Linked DNA regions of Homo sapiens: regions 1 and 2 are each linked to region 3. The links are chromatin contacts, found by Hi-C or POLR2A ChIA-PET in ENCODE. All regions are on one chromosome and are shown on one strand. The core of a region is the stretch at or near the end of the contact, and the rest is flanking DNA. Distances in the headings are between cores, read along the strand shown. Region 1 overlaps CMIP (c-Maf inducing protein). Region 2 overlaps CMIP (c-Maf inducing protein). Region 3 overlaps CMIP (c-Maf inducing protein).

Region 1 (4,648 bases), core at 864-3,363, 98 kb before region 3:
GGAGACTCTCAATGTCCCACAGGGGTAGGGTGGGGCTCCCTGGCGTTTCCACCTCGGCTTCTTCAAAACTAGCGGTCCCACCACCTGCCAGGAGGCCATTGTTAGCACATTTTATAGACTAAAAAAATACACCGAGGCTCAGAACGGAGCAGTGGTTTGCCCAAGGCAGTCCACTGAGAAGCAGCCAAGCCAGGTTCACCGCCAGTGTGCTTCCCCCGCACAGCACTGGCCCCACGACAGCCATCCCGGAAGTCTACTGCCAGTTCCCAGGCCACTGCCTCTAAACTGACAACACGGGGTGCTAGGATTGGCTTTTGGAAGGTCCACGACCCCCAGAGGATGCGCCTTCTCCACCCCCTCTGTGGCTACACCAAGGGAGGCAGCCACACAAGTGGAAATTTCTAAAAAACACAAAAAAACTACAGCTGTCCTTGGCTCAAATCACAGCAAACAAGGATCCAGACAAGCCCGTCTGCAGAAGGGGTGAGGCCATCCCCCTTCCCCCATTGATACTCCAAGGGAGAGAGGGAAAAGGAAGATTCTAGCACAGGCCTGGTGGACAGTTGGCTTTGACAGACAGATGCTGGAGGGCTGAAGAAGTTAGTGAAAGCTGAATGAATGAATGAATGAATGAATGAATGAAAGTTAAGTGCACTCATAACGAACGCTTAGACAGCACCTACCACAGTACAGGCGCTAGACACACATTCACTCATTTAATCCTCACAATCAACCACCCTATGCAGCAAATACTGCTCCCATTTTACAGATGAGAAAACCGAGTCTCAGAGAGGTTGACACCAGGTCAAAGTCACCCACCTGGGCAGTGGTGAAGCTATGGCTAAGCCAGCTCTTTCCAGCTCCCAGAAGCCAACTGTGCCCATCTTTTCCAAACTCTGCATTTAAGCATCTCACTTTGGCCATAGTGTAAGTATTTACACAGTAGAAACGGGCAAGCATTGCAAATCGGGACTTCCCCGGCACCTGTCAGAAAGTTGCTGCCGCCTCTCTCTGGCCCGCTTGCCTCCTTGGCAGGACTGTCCTGTGGAATCAGTTCCTGCAGGTCTCGGCAGCTGGAAGGTAACACTGAATTCAAGAGAAGCCAGGATCCCCTGAGGCCCAGCCAGTGCCATGTCCCTCTGGGAGAGCCAGGGACCAAACAGTGGTGGAAAATAAGCAAAAAAGGAGAGCACGGGCTTGAGGCTGGTTACCCTAGGTTCAGATGCCAGCTCCATTACCTACTGGGGTACCTCGCCGAAGTCATTTCATCATTCTGCGCCTCAGTTTTTGCCTCTGCGAAGTGGAACAATGGAACCCCCAGAATGAGACAGTATGTATAGAATGCATGATACACAACAGGTGCTCAGGAGCTGTCACTACAGATATTCTCAAGGGATACAGGGTGATGGGGAGAGAGAACCAGGTGAGGTCACCCCAAGAGCATCCAATTTAGAGGAGGGCGATTATGCACCCAGAAGGGAAAGCATTCATAAGGGTGCTACAGATGCCTTCTTCGTAAAATGTACGATCTTATTTAAACCTCTGCGAGTTCTCCAGGTGAAAAACTGCACCCCCTGTTCTAATTTACATCTCTTTGATTTTTGAGAAGCTGACAGTTTTTCACTGTATTTCTCTTTTGTTCTTTGCACCTTTTCCCCTTGAGGCAGTCACAGTTTCTCACTGATTCACAGCTACTTCGGCTTATTAAGGTCATTTAACCCTTCAATTGTCAACTGGGCCACAAGTGCGTTTTCCCAGGTCACCCACTCGCCTTTCAGACTGGTTTATGGCGAGGCTGGTTGCTGGTCTGCTTTTCCACGCTCAAGGGTCACTTTGTTATGGAGCCAACTCCAGCTCTCCTTGCCTTTGTGGTTTCTGTCTTCTTGAACAGAACGAGCCAAGGTTTGAGGCTCTTGCTGATCTGTTAGGCTGATTCCTACTTACTGGGTTGAAAGCGAGAAACAAATGTAAAAGTTTCCACTCTCCTCCCCCAGCAAGCCAAGGGCTGTCATGCCGGGTCCTCCTCCCCATCAGGCCTTCACTCTTGGGTCACCCCTAGTCCCTGGAGCTCCTGCCTGGCACAGAGAGAGAGTGACTCACTCCCGAGGCACGGTGCCCTTGCCCGGGGCCCCAGCCACAATGAGATGGGAGACACACGGCCCACGGACTTTGAGGCTTTTGCTGATCTGTCCCTCACATGGGGGTTGGGGGCACAGCTCCCTTCTGATGCTCCCACTTTCAGTGGGCAGAGGGCAGGCACGTAGGCAGTGGGGAGAAAGAGGTGAAAGTTAGAGGGAAAGGCAGACTTTACTGACCGCACTGAGGTCAGAGCCAAGGGTGAGGCCAGAGGGTCCCTCTCCCCCTGGAGTTGCAATGAAAAGGCAGAAAGACAAACCGAAGGACCTCAACATCAAGCCTACGGATTCTCCCATCAAAGGTGCCCTAGAAGGCAAGGCCCTGGTCCCTCTGGACCTTGGTCTCCATATCTGCAAAATGGGCCTCTTTTCTGTACAGTTTCTTCCAGCTTCAAAAAAAAAAAAAAAAAAAAACACACACACACACACTGAAAAGCTCACGGTCATCCAGTCTACAGTTCCCAGCATCCCTGGAAGAGGATACTGAGGCCTTCTGGCCTCAACTTCACTCAAAATAAAGCCTGGAGAATGAAACATTAGGGGAAGCTTCTACCAGCTGCTAACAAGTCAAGTCAACAACTATTTATCAAGCACCTACTACGTGCCCAGGGCTGCAGATATACAGCAGTGAACAGAATAAACAAGAATCTCTGCGCTTCGGGGAGGTGACAAGAAGCGGGGACGAAATAAGGCAAATGCCCTTTAGAAGGTGGTCAGTTCTGTGCAGACGACACAGCAGAGGAGCAGCGCATGGAGAGGCAGAGCAGGAGGGTCCTGAGGGCGGCGTGGCATACTGTGAGAGGGAAAGGGACTTTCAGCCTAGCTTCTAGCCACGCAAGGGGCCGACACTTCCCATGTGGTCTCTTGGGTGATCCTCACACCATCCCTGAAGGTGTGAAGTGGAAACTGAGGCCCAGAGACGTGGCATCCCTTACCCAAAGTTGTGCAGCAAGGGAATTCCCAAAGTGAGTCTGCCTCCCTCCAGGCCACACTGTTTTCCTGAGGCCCAAATACTGCCTGACTTGGAGCTCCTGGGCCCGGGGAAGGTGAGGATGTGGCCAGGCCACCCTCCCAACACCTGCCACGGATGCCACATCCAAGAATGGAAAGAAGTGGATTCCGCCCTGTAGCAGCGGTGTCTCACTGCATGACATGCTTCTAGGACAAGCAAGTCCCTTCAGGGAAGTCTGCAGCTGCCCTGAGAGCAGCACAAGCTCCCGTGGTGCGGGGTTTCCGCCAGGCGGCAAAGCCTCGGACTTCGATGTGGGAATTCCTCCCAGCCGGACACATGGCTCCGAAGACCCAGTGAGCATCCACAGAAACTGTATGGCTGAAGGATGCTTGTCTCTGGGTGCAGGAGGTACGAGAAGTCGCTCATACATACTGATGGCAAGCATACAGCCTGACAAATGCTCACACTCATGTGACCACCACCCAGCACCCTAGAAGGCTCTCTCATGTCCCTTCTTGGCAATTCCCTCAAGAAGTAACCATCATTCCAACCTCTATCACTACAGGGTAGTTTTGTCTGACCTTGAACTTCCTATAACTGGAATAATACACTATGTACTCATTTTACTTTATTTTGTTCAACATAATATCTGTGAGATTCATCCATGGTGTTTATTTTTCATTGCTGTGTAGTACTCCATTGTATAACTATGCCACAATTGGTTTATCTGTTCCACTGTTGATGGATACTTGGGTTGTTTCTAGTTGGAGGCTACTATGACTAAGGCTGCTCTGAATATTCTTGTTTATGTCTGTTAGTAGACAGAAGCACTCAGTTCTCTTGGGAACAGAATTGGGAGTAGAATCATTGGGTCCTAGGAGAAGCAGGAATGAATGCATTAGACCCCTGCCAAGACCTGGTAAGCAGGCAACCTAGGAAGGCCTCCTTGAATATGAAGAAACAGAGATCTAGTAATATACCCAGAGTCACACAGCAAAGCTGTGGTACCAAAATCCAGTTGTGCGTGGCTCCAGCTCCATGACCTCCTCACCCAGTGTAGCATGGGTGGGCACCATGAGCAGGACCTGCCTGAGAAAGAGCAGACAGGAAGGAAGGAACAGCAGCAGTGAGGGAGGAAGGCTCCTTCACTGTCTGAAAGAACAGCAAGGAACCCGATGTGTCCCCAGGAGGCTGGGAGACCAGGTACGGGGCCTGGTAGGCTGAGCAAACACAGAAGCATGAATAAGGCCTAAGTCCACTAAACCCCAAGCACATAATTTTATCTGGAAGCCACAACTCATCCAGCCACACCGGCGCACCCTCCTTCTTGAGGAGAGGGCAGCCTCCAATCTGAAGCACCTCTGTCTCCCCTGGACTGTCCGAGACAGAGTGGCAGAAGCCTCGCTTGTCCAAACACACGACAGTCAACGTCTCCCAGGTCCCCCGCTGCCCAATTTCAGCCTCAAAGAACCAACTATTTGCCTCGGCCTCCCGAGTTTCTCGCCTGGAGTCTCCGGGCTGGCTATGAGTGTTCGGGAAACTCTCTGGCTCTGGTCCTGAA
Region 2 (4,392 bases), core at 270-2,769, 74 kb before region 3:
GCAGTGAGGGGGTGACACCGCTTGAAGCAAATTTAGCAATTCTCTTACAGGCATGTGGGAATCCCGTGCTCGCTCATTCAGCCGAGACCCAGACTTGTACTGTGTGTGGAAAATCCTGTGCAAAGACCCTGGGGCCCACGGGAGGGCCGGCAGGAAGGCTTCTATGCCCAGGTAAGCTGGGCGTTTGGAGCTTGAAAACCACCATCATTTGGAAACAATGCTGAGGAGGGTTCGGATTCTAGAACAGAAGCAGATCAGTCAAGTAGTAACTTGCCCTAGTTTTACCGTGAGCATCGCAGGTCCGCCCCGTGCTGTGTGGTCTGGACCAAGTCACTTCTCTCCAGCCTCATGCTTCCATCTGTAGATGGAGGAGGATGCTGGAGCTCGCCACATAAGCTGTGTGGATTAAATGCCATTCATAGAGCACTGAGCACAGGGACTCTTCACACAGGAGACGCTCAGTAAACGTTATTACTGATGTTGTCACTGTTGTGTGCACGGTCCCTTTTAGCTACACAATATAAGCATCATCTTAGTACAGAACCTAAGCTTCTGCTCCTTCACTGCGAGAAGCATCAAGCACCCACCCTCTTCCAGGCACCATGCTAGGCGCTGGTGATACAAGGACGGGTTCGTCTGCAGGACTTCTCTAGAAGCGCAGCAAATCCTGAGATAACGAATGCATTAAATCAAACACCACAGTACCTGTGGTCAGCCTGTCTCAAAGGATGGAAGAAGCTAAGGCACCCTGCAGGGAGGAGGGCAGGCCTGGGAGAGTTTCGCACCAGTATGAGCTGAGCAGGGAAAGCGGAAAGGGGAACCCTGGCTGTGGGCCTGGCATCTTCTAGGAGTCTAGGAGTTTACAAGATCATGGGCTCTTTTGGGCAACAGCAAAAGGTCGTTTGTGGCTGGAGCACAGGGTGTCTGGTAAGGAACTGGCAGGAGATGAAAATGAAAAGATTGAGTCTGGCCCCAATTTGGCAGCCTTCTCTGCCAAAAAAATGAGGGGTTGAACTTTGTCCTGTGGACAACAGAAGGGTTTTAAGTACCACTCATAAAGTTACTCAACCCCAGAAACCGGAAGCAGAGCCCTCCATGCACGCACACACATGGCATACACACATCTCACACATACACCCTCTCCACACACACGTGCACACACGCAACACTCCACACATACACAAATACACGCACACACACACATGCACATATACACACAACATTCCACAAACATATACACACATACAAATACCCATACACCACACATATTCAAACATACACACACACACACAGGCACACACACATGCACACATGCACCCCTGTGGTGGTCCTGGCACCCTGCACTGGACCCAGAGCAGAAATAGAAGTCCTTAGGCTCCAAGATATAGCAATAAGGAGGTGGCCTGAGAGCCACACAGAGGCCGGGAAGGTCAGCGGCAGGCTGTTTGGAGAAGGAAATATTTAAAAACAAGAGGTTTCCTGTGTGCGCGCACACACACACACACACTTACCCCCTGAGGATGAGACAGAGTCCTATCAGTAATTCTTTCAAAATAATGCCCTCACGTGTTCACGCCACACACATAGCACCAAAGAGACTTTGCAATTAAAAAATTGAGTATTTTTCACTTGCATGACCCTCCAGCCTCGGTCTCATTTGAGAGCTGAAGCCACCCCTCTGCCCAGCACCCACATTGAAAAGGGATGCGTGCACATGACTTGAGTCTGTCTCCGTGAGTTCACACTCACTGTGCACTAGGTGCATGTGGAACCCCACAAATGATGGATAATTGGGGCGGGGGGACCCCTGCGTGTCCAGCGTTTGCCCTTCCTTCTCTCTCTCCTTTCCCCTCTTCTGGGCTGATGAACTGTTTTCTAATGGGAATGGGTACCCCAAGGAGGCTCACAATGGAGATTTCTCATGCCAGGTGGATGCAATAAAAATGTGCTAAAGCTCCTTAAAATAGCTGTGTTCTCCCAAGTAAGATAAACCTTTTCCCGATAATACGATTCAGACCTGCAATTAGCTCAGTAAACCCTCTTCTTTAGACAGAAAGTAGAAGGTGAAATGGAAGGCATTTCAGGGGTCATAGCTGGACTAGTGGAAGTTGATTTTTTAAACAATGACTCAAACTTAGTTATCTCCTTGGAAGGAAAGACTGCCTGAGCCAAATAAAAATTTCTCTTTGTTTCAGAAAATTAAATCCCCATCCTTTGTTAGGCCTGATATAGAAGCCAGGCACTGTTCTAAGATAGTAGCTTGTTTTATCCTCACCTTAGCTCTAGGTGGGGAAACTGAGGAACGGGGGGAAGTGACTAGCCCATGGTCATAGATAAAAGCCAGGAATTGAACACAGGCTGTCTGGCTCCAAGGGTCAGATCTTACCCCCACGACCCTGACCCCCCTTCCTTTCAGCGCCCTCAGTCCTGCTGCTCTGCTGGAAAAGGGAGGTCACAGGCTGGCCCAGGACGCAGCAGGGAGCCCTGGGCGGCCCTGAACTTCAATGTGGGGACACTAGCCAACGCAACGCCTTGGCAATAAGCAGCCAGCTACAGGGGTGGGTATGATTGTTTCTGAATGTTCTCACGGGACCAACAAAGAGCGCTCTCCGGCTGCCGTGTAGCACTGGACATGATTAGGGAAGGGAGGAGAGGGTGTCTTCCAGCCAGGAAGCTGGCCCACAGGTGTCACTTTGCCATCTCAGAACCACACAGTCTTCAGATTCCCAAAGTCAGACCCAGCCCACCTCTCAGATGCGCTCACCTGGAGCGAAGCAACTTCAAGGCCACACAGCAAGCCATCAGCAGAAAAGCAGTGACACACAGTGCCACCAGCCAGGCCTGGGCCCTTGCCACCTCATGGGCTCCAGCGGGCAGGGCTCAGACCAGCACCCCGTGGAACGGACTGGCTCCCAAGCGGCCTCTCGCTAGGCCTGGGGCAGAATTCACAATCCCCCAGAGAGTGAAGCCACAAGTCAAGCTACATACTGCTGCAATGTAAACCGTTCCTTCTCTCTGTTCTTCCGTGCTAGGGACGGTGCTATGGATTGTATGTTTGTGCCTCCCGGAAATTCCTCTGTTGAACCCCCGACCCTGCAATGTGATGGTATGTGGAGGTGGGGCCTTTGGGAGGTGATTAGGGTTTGAGGAGGTCATGAAGTTGGGGCCCCCATGACAGGATAAATGTCCTCATAAGAAGAGAGGCCAGAGTGCTCTCTTTCTCTACCATGTGAGGACACAGTGAGAAGGTGGCTGTCTGCAAGCCAGGAAGAGGGCCCTCACCCAAACCCAGCCAGGCCAGCACCTTGACCTGGAACTCTGAAACAATAAATGCCTGTGGTTTAAGCCACCCAGTCTATGGTGTTTTGTTATGGCAGCCCAATCTAACACAGATGGAGAATACGACCCTCAGATGAAGGTCCAGAAAAACACACTCCTGCAGACCCTATTCCCAGATGCAGGCCAGTTTCACCTGCCTCTCAAGATCACGCACGCCATGCTACCAATCTCCCAACCTACGCCATGCTACAAATCTCCCACCCTCGGTGCCTCACAGAGCATACAACTGGGACTCAAGAAATGCCTGCGTGACAAACAGATCTAAGCACTGGTGGGGTGTCCGAGCATTTAATAGTTGGCCCCCATTTTAATTCTCATTCACAGGTAAAAGACTTGGCTCCCATTTTCACAGAGCTCCCCGCCTAGGAGTCTTCAACTTCAAAATCAACCAACTCCTGCTGCTTTTAAAATTTGGAATGCCACACCCAGCAAGTCTGCCTCTCAGCATCTACTGAGAGTCCCAGGTAAGACAGCTTGTTCCTGGGCTGTGTTTAAGAGTGAAAAGCGAGAAAGGGCCTTCACATCCATCGACCCAGGGTGGGGCACGACCATTTTATGGAATGTGATGTGGCAGCTGAACAGAATAAGGTCAGTCTTTGGTTATTAGAACCAGTGACTGAGTGGTGAACCCAAAGGAGTCCATTAAAGGAGAAAATTAAAACATGAAATAGACATTTCGTTTTTGCTAAAAGTATGTAAAGGTGTATATGTTCTCCATCTTTTGTAGTAGAGATGAGGCTTTCCCTTTGCAGACGGCCTCTGGGTCGTTTTCACATAAACGCATGCCTGATGCCTGATTGACAAGCTGCAGCTTCTGTTTCTCTGAAGACCCCCTCAAGGCTGTCTGATCATTACAGCTTTTTCCTGTTCTTTTACAGTTCTCTCACCCACAACATCGGTTGTTTTGTAGGGACACTCCACTCCACTGAGACTTTCTTAAGCATTCCATTCAGCTTTCATAAAGACAGCCGTTCTCTCTTCACGCTCATATTTCATAAGTTTATGTAATCTTCAAATAAACTGTGTAAATCCAGTAACACCTCTCACCAGCGT
Region 3 (4,440 bases), core at 996-3,495:
CCAGGTCATAAACACTGCTGCTAATCTCATCTTATAGACGAGGAAACTGAGGCAGAGACGTCACACAACTTGCCCAAAGTTACATATACATCAGAAACACAAATGCAATAAGTGAGATTTCAAAGATGGCGGGTGAGGATGTACCTGTGTGCACGTGCATACATGTGTATACTGAGAGCACATGTGCATGTGCGTGAGTGTGTGTGTACACGGCATATACATTGAGTGCATATGCATGTACATGTCCGTGAATCTGTGTGTGCACCTGCAGCAGTGCCCCCTGAGCTGAGGTTTCACTTTCTGCAGTGTCAGTGACCCATAGTCAACCGCAGTCTAAAAAGATTAGGTGGAAAATTCCAGACAATTCTTTAGTCTTCAATCCCACACTGTCCTGCTGCATCTTGTCCAGGACGTGAGTCCTCCCTCTGTCCAGTTTGTCCACACTGCATGTCCTAGCTGCCTGTGAGTCACTCAGCAGCCCTCTCTGTACTCAATTCCACTGCCATGGTATCATGGTGCTTGTGTTCAAGTCACCCTTATTTTATGTATAAATTAAACTTTATCACCAGTATGTACGCGTAGGATGAAACAGAGTCTATGTAGGGTTCAGTACTCTCCACCATTTCAGGCATCTACTGGGAATCTTGACACATATCCCCCAAGGATGAGAGTGGACTACTGTATAACTGTGTGTGTGTGTGTATTTGTGTATGCATGTGTGTGTGCACATGTGTGTATGTGTACACTGGTATGTGTATTACATGTCTGCACATGTGTATATGTATGCCTATGTATCTGTGTGCATGTCTGCATACATGTGTATGTGTACATATGCATGTACAAATGTATGTGCATGTACATGTATGTGTGTATGCATTTGTACGTGTATATGCATATGCACATGTATACACATACATGTATACATATGTGTGCACCTATACATATTTATGTGTGCATATGTGTGCGTGTGGGTACATTTATATGCATATATTGTGCCTGTGTGTACAAGCAAGTATATATGGTATGTGTATATGTATTTCTATGTGTGCATGTATGTGTACATGTATGTGTGTGCGCATGTGAGTATATTTATATGCATGTATTGTGCCTATGTGTATACGTGTATATGTACATATGTATGCATGTATATGTGTATATGCACAAGTATGTCTACATGCATTTATGTGTACGTGTGTGTGCATGTGGGTATATTTGTATGCACGCATTGTGCCTGTGTGCATGTGTGTATGCACATGTTTGTGCGCACATGTGTGCCTGTGTGCATGTGTGTATGCACGTTTGTGCCTGTGTGCATGTGTGTATGCATATGTGTGTGCCTATGTGTATGTACACCAATCATAACACTCCCTTTTCTTTCCCAAGAAAGGATTTCTTTTTGTACTGATCTCAGGAGTTTCAGGGCTACAGCGAAGAGATCACATGAGGAAGTCAAGAATTGTGTTTACTTACAAACTATATGGAACCAATATTTAATCATTTTCTACTTACAAAATCCCAATTTTGGCTGGGCACAGTGGCTCATGCTCGTAATCCCAGCAGTATGGGAGACCAAGGTGGGAGGATCCCTTGAGCTCAAGAGCTCAAGACCAGCCTGGGAAACACAGCAAGATCTCATTTATAATCTTTTTAATAGCTTTTTTAAATCTCAATTTCCTATGGCTCCAGCCAGTATAACCCCAAGACTCCACCTTCGTGGTGGACTCGAACCTCCAGGTGGCCTGTCAGCAGCGCCTGCTCAGATCCAGCCTTATTTTTAGCACTTTCTCCAGACAACCCAAGGGAAAAGAAAGCTGTTTTGAGGTCAAACTTCTGAAACATCTGTCTCTGTGACCCGGCCTCTGTGCAAACGCCACTACTCCCAGGACATGAAAAGCACCCTGCAGATGCCCAGAACCCCAGCCACCACAGCCAGCAGGCTGCACGTGCAAAGAAGGCTCTGGACCCAAGCTGCCTGGACGGGGCGCCTGGATGGGGCACCTCTTGAACCGCTGGGGCTCTCTCCCAGCATCCCTGCGGCGCCTTTGTCTCAAATGTGGAAGCAGCAGAGAGCTGAGGCCAGGGGCCGCTTTATTTCCCTATTGCTTTCAACATCTTCTTTTGAAATTCTCTTTAAACTGAAACTGTCAAAAGTTGTGTCTGATAAATCTGAAGGTTGTAGAGGAAGTGGTTTGTTCTTCCTCCTGCTCATGATTTCTGCACAAGATAGTACACAGTACTTGGTGAACTGTCAGGCAAGGCAAGAGCTCCCAGTGAGGGCCAGAGGAAATGCAGGAGATCACTGAGGCCTGCTCTTTACCTGCTGCTGCTGTCAGACACCAGACAAGGTCAAGGGTGCAGCAGACAGGAGGACCCCAAAGAAGGCCCTCCTCATCCCTCCCCATCCCATCCTCCAAGACATTCAGGGAAATGTTCAAACAGAACTGGCCTGGTGGCTCTGATACTCCCACGGCAGCCTGGCTGTCGGGTGTTATTATCCCATTTTCCAGGTAGAGTTTAACTAACGTAATCAGAATGTAAATAACATGCTCAACTTAATTTCAATAACTAACTTGCCCAATGTCACACATAGTGAGTTCTCTGAAGAACTGTGAATCCACAGTTCAGGCAAAGCCTGAACTTAAGAAGGTCTGACTCCAAAGCCTGACGTCACCTGCCCTGGGAAGCCCTCTCTGGCCCCTCAGACCTTGGGTGTAGTCAGGTCCCCTCCTCTGTAATCTTGGTAACAGTAGCAATGACAGTGGTAACGGCAGTAATAAGAGCCCTCTGTTTTTCCTGTATACTTTCTCTGTGTCAGACACAAGGCTAACACCAGATGTGCATTATCTCACTGAATCCTTCACAGAAGCCCATGGAGTTGGTACCGCTATCTGCCCCATTGTACTGATGAAAAACAAAAGCTCAGAGAGGTGAAGTTACTTGACCAAGGTCACACAGCAGGCAAGTGGCAGAGCCCAAGGTAGAACTTCCAACATGCTGTTTTGATTACTGGCCTGGGCTGATCCCAGTTTTCCTATACGTGACAATTCTTTGCATTATCTTGGGTCTAGATGCTTCTAGTCCAGAATGACCCCAAGGGCTGCCAGCCCCTTTGGGTTTCCCCACCAACGTCAAAGGTTGAGGGACAGAGGACATTTCCCTGTTGGCAACGAACTGGGCCCCACACTCCTGATCAGCTCAGCCATTGCCAGGTTCTTGGGCCTAAGGTTGATCCAAATCGGGGCAAAGAATTAGGTCCTCTCAAAGCGGAGTAGGAAAGAACAAGACGTTCATGGGGCCTTCCTGTAATTCGGCTTCCATGTTGAAGTCCAAAGTCCCAAGGCCAGCATGCAGGCAGCTCACTGCGTCCGCCCTCCACAATTCCACCAGCCCCCAGCCCACTCAATACACCTGAGGCCTATGGAGCGTGTGCCAGGCCTCACCAGGCCCCTCGGACTTTCCCAATGCTGTGTTCTGCCCAGAAAGCTCCTCCCTGCTTTCTCCTCCTGGCCTGAGCGGACCCATTCTTGGATCAGCAGCCTTCTCTCCAGGGACCCTGCTGCTTCCCACGAGTGCCCACCCTGAGTCACCCTCGTTTGCGGGCACTGGAACCGATTGTCCATAACTCTCTTCTCCCATGCTGTTGTCTCCACACTCCCAACCCTTAGCACAATGCCTGGTACCCAGGAGGTGCCCCATAAGGGCATGCTTCAGGCACGATGCCTAACTGCTGAATGAGAGAACACTCTGAAAGCACAGAGGGCACGGCACGCGCAGGCCCCTGCGAGAGGCCTGGGGCATATCTGCTCACTTCTCACTTCGTTCTCACCCTACAAGGTGCGGAAGGTTCCATCCTTGCCCTCAATTTACCCGCAAGGAGAGGGACACTCATGCAGATGGGGCCGCAGAGCTGGAATTCCAGCCCCGGCCTCTCTCTGAGTTTGCGCTCTACTTCCAGAAAACGGACACATCACCTGGGGGTCTGAGTGGGCAGTGGGAGAGTGAGCACACTTTACAGTTTATCTTGAAGACAGGCTTGGGAGCCTGAGATGAACATAGAGAACCATGGCCTTCTGCCTCCCCAGCCCTCTGGCCCCTGCCCAGGAAAGCCCGCTCATTATCTTGGGCTCCAAAAAGCTACCCAAAAGGTTGCCCCTGATCGTGCATTTCAAAGACTTGTTCACCTGGACTAGAGGACCACAGGAGCCCCACATTAGAAACAAAGGAGCAAGGGCCGGGCATGGTGGTGCACTCCTGTGATCCCAGCTACTGGGGAGGCTGGGATGGGAGGATCGCTTGAGTCTGGGAGGTTGAGAATGCAGTAAGCCGTGATTTCATCACCGTACTCCAGCCTGGGAAATACAGCAATACTCTGCCTCAAAAAAAAAAAAAAAAAAAAAGAAGGCCAGGCACGGTGGCTCACACCTATAATCCCAGGACTTT

Evidence for each region. A loop is a pair of places that touch in the nucleus more often than their neighbours do. ChIA-PET counts read pairs that join two places held with the same protein, here RNA polymerase II (POLR2A). Pooled maps may share reads with other maps.
Region 1: a loop to region 3 is called in a pooled map, with 3 times the contacts of the local background. The contact joins two enhancer-like sites. A Hi-C loop is called at or near these places in 2 of 168 maps with a recorded cell type or tissue (esophagus muscularis mucosa and posterior vena cava) and 4 of 50 pooled maps. POLR2A ChIA-PET finds 5 or more read pairs at or near these places in 2 of 52 experiments (H1 and activated T-cell).
Region 2: a pooled map shows a loop between it and region 3 (4-fold over the local background). The contact joins two enhancer-like sites. A Hi-C loop is called at or near these places in 1 of 168 maps with a recorded cell type or tissue (posterior vena cava), 2 of 37 single-sample maps with no recorded cell type and 4 of 50 pooled maps. POLR2A ChIA-PET finds 5 or more read pairs at or near these places in 5 of 52 experiments (HepG2, K562, OCI-LY7 and 2 more).

What each region holds. Positions count from the first base shown.
Region 1 is chr16:81,565,941-81,570,588 of GRCh38, reverse strand. The region is part of intron 1 of CMIP (c-Maf inducing protein); the gene reads right to left. Among named protein-coding and RNA genes, the nearest start is that of MIR7854, 34 kb to the right of the region's middle. Within about 2 kb of position 2,113, at least 6 of the 41 ENCODE cell types and tissues checked have a DNase peak (open chromatin) inside an H3K27ac peak, as active enhancers do.
Region 2 is chr16:81,541,543-81,545,934 of GRCh38, reverse strand. All of the region lies in intron 1 of CMIP (c-Maf inducing protein), which reads right to left. Among named protein-coding and RNA genes, the nearest start is that of MIR7854, 9.8 kb to the right of the region's middle. Within about 2 kb of position 1,519, at least 4 of the 41 ENCODE cell types and tissues checked have a DNase peak (open chromatin) inside an H3K27ac peak, as active enhancers do.
Region 3 is chr16:81,467,841-81,472,280 of GRCh38, reverse strand. All of the region lies in intron 1 of CMIP (c-Maf inducing protein), which reads right to left. Among named protein-coding and RNA genes, the nearest start is that of CMIP, 25 kb to the right of the region's middle. RefSeq lists an enhancer at 1,950-2,450. Within about 2 kb of position 2,245, at least 14 of the 41 ENCODE cell types and tissues checked have a DNase peak (open chromatin) inside an H3K27ac peak, as active enhancers do.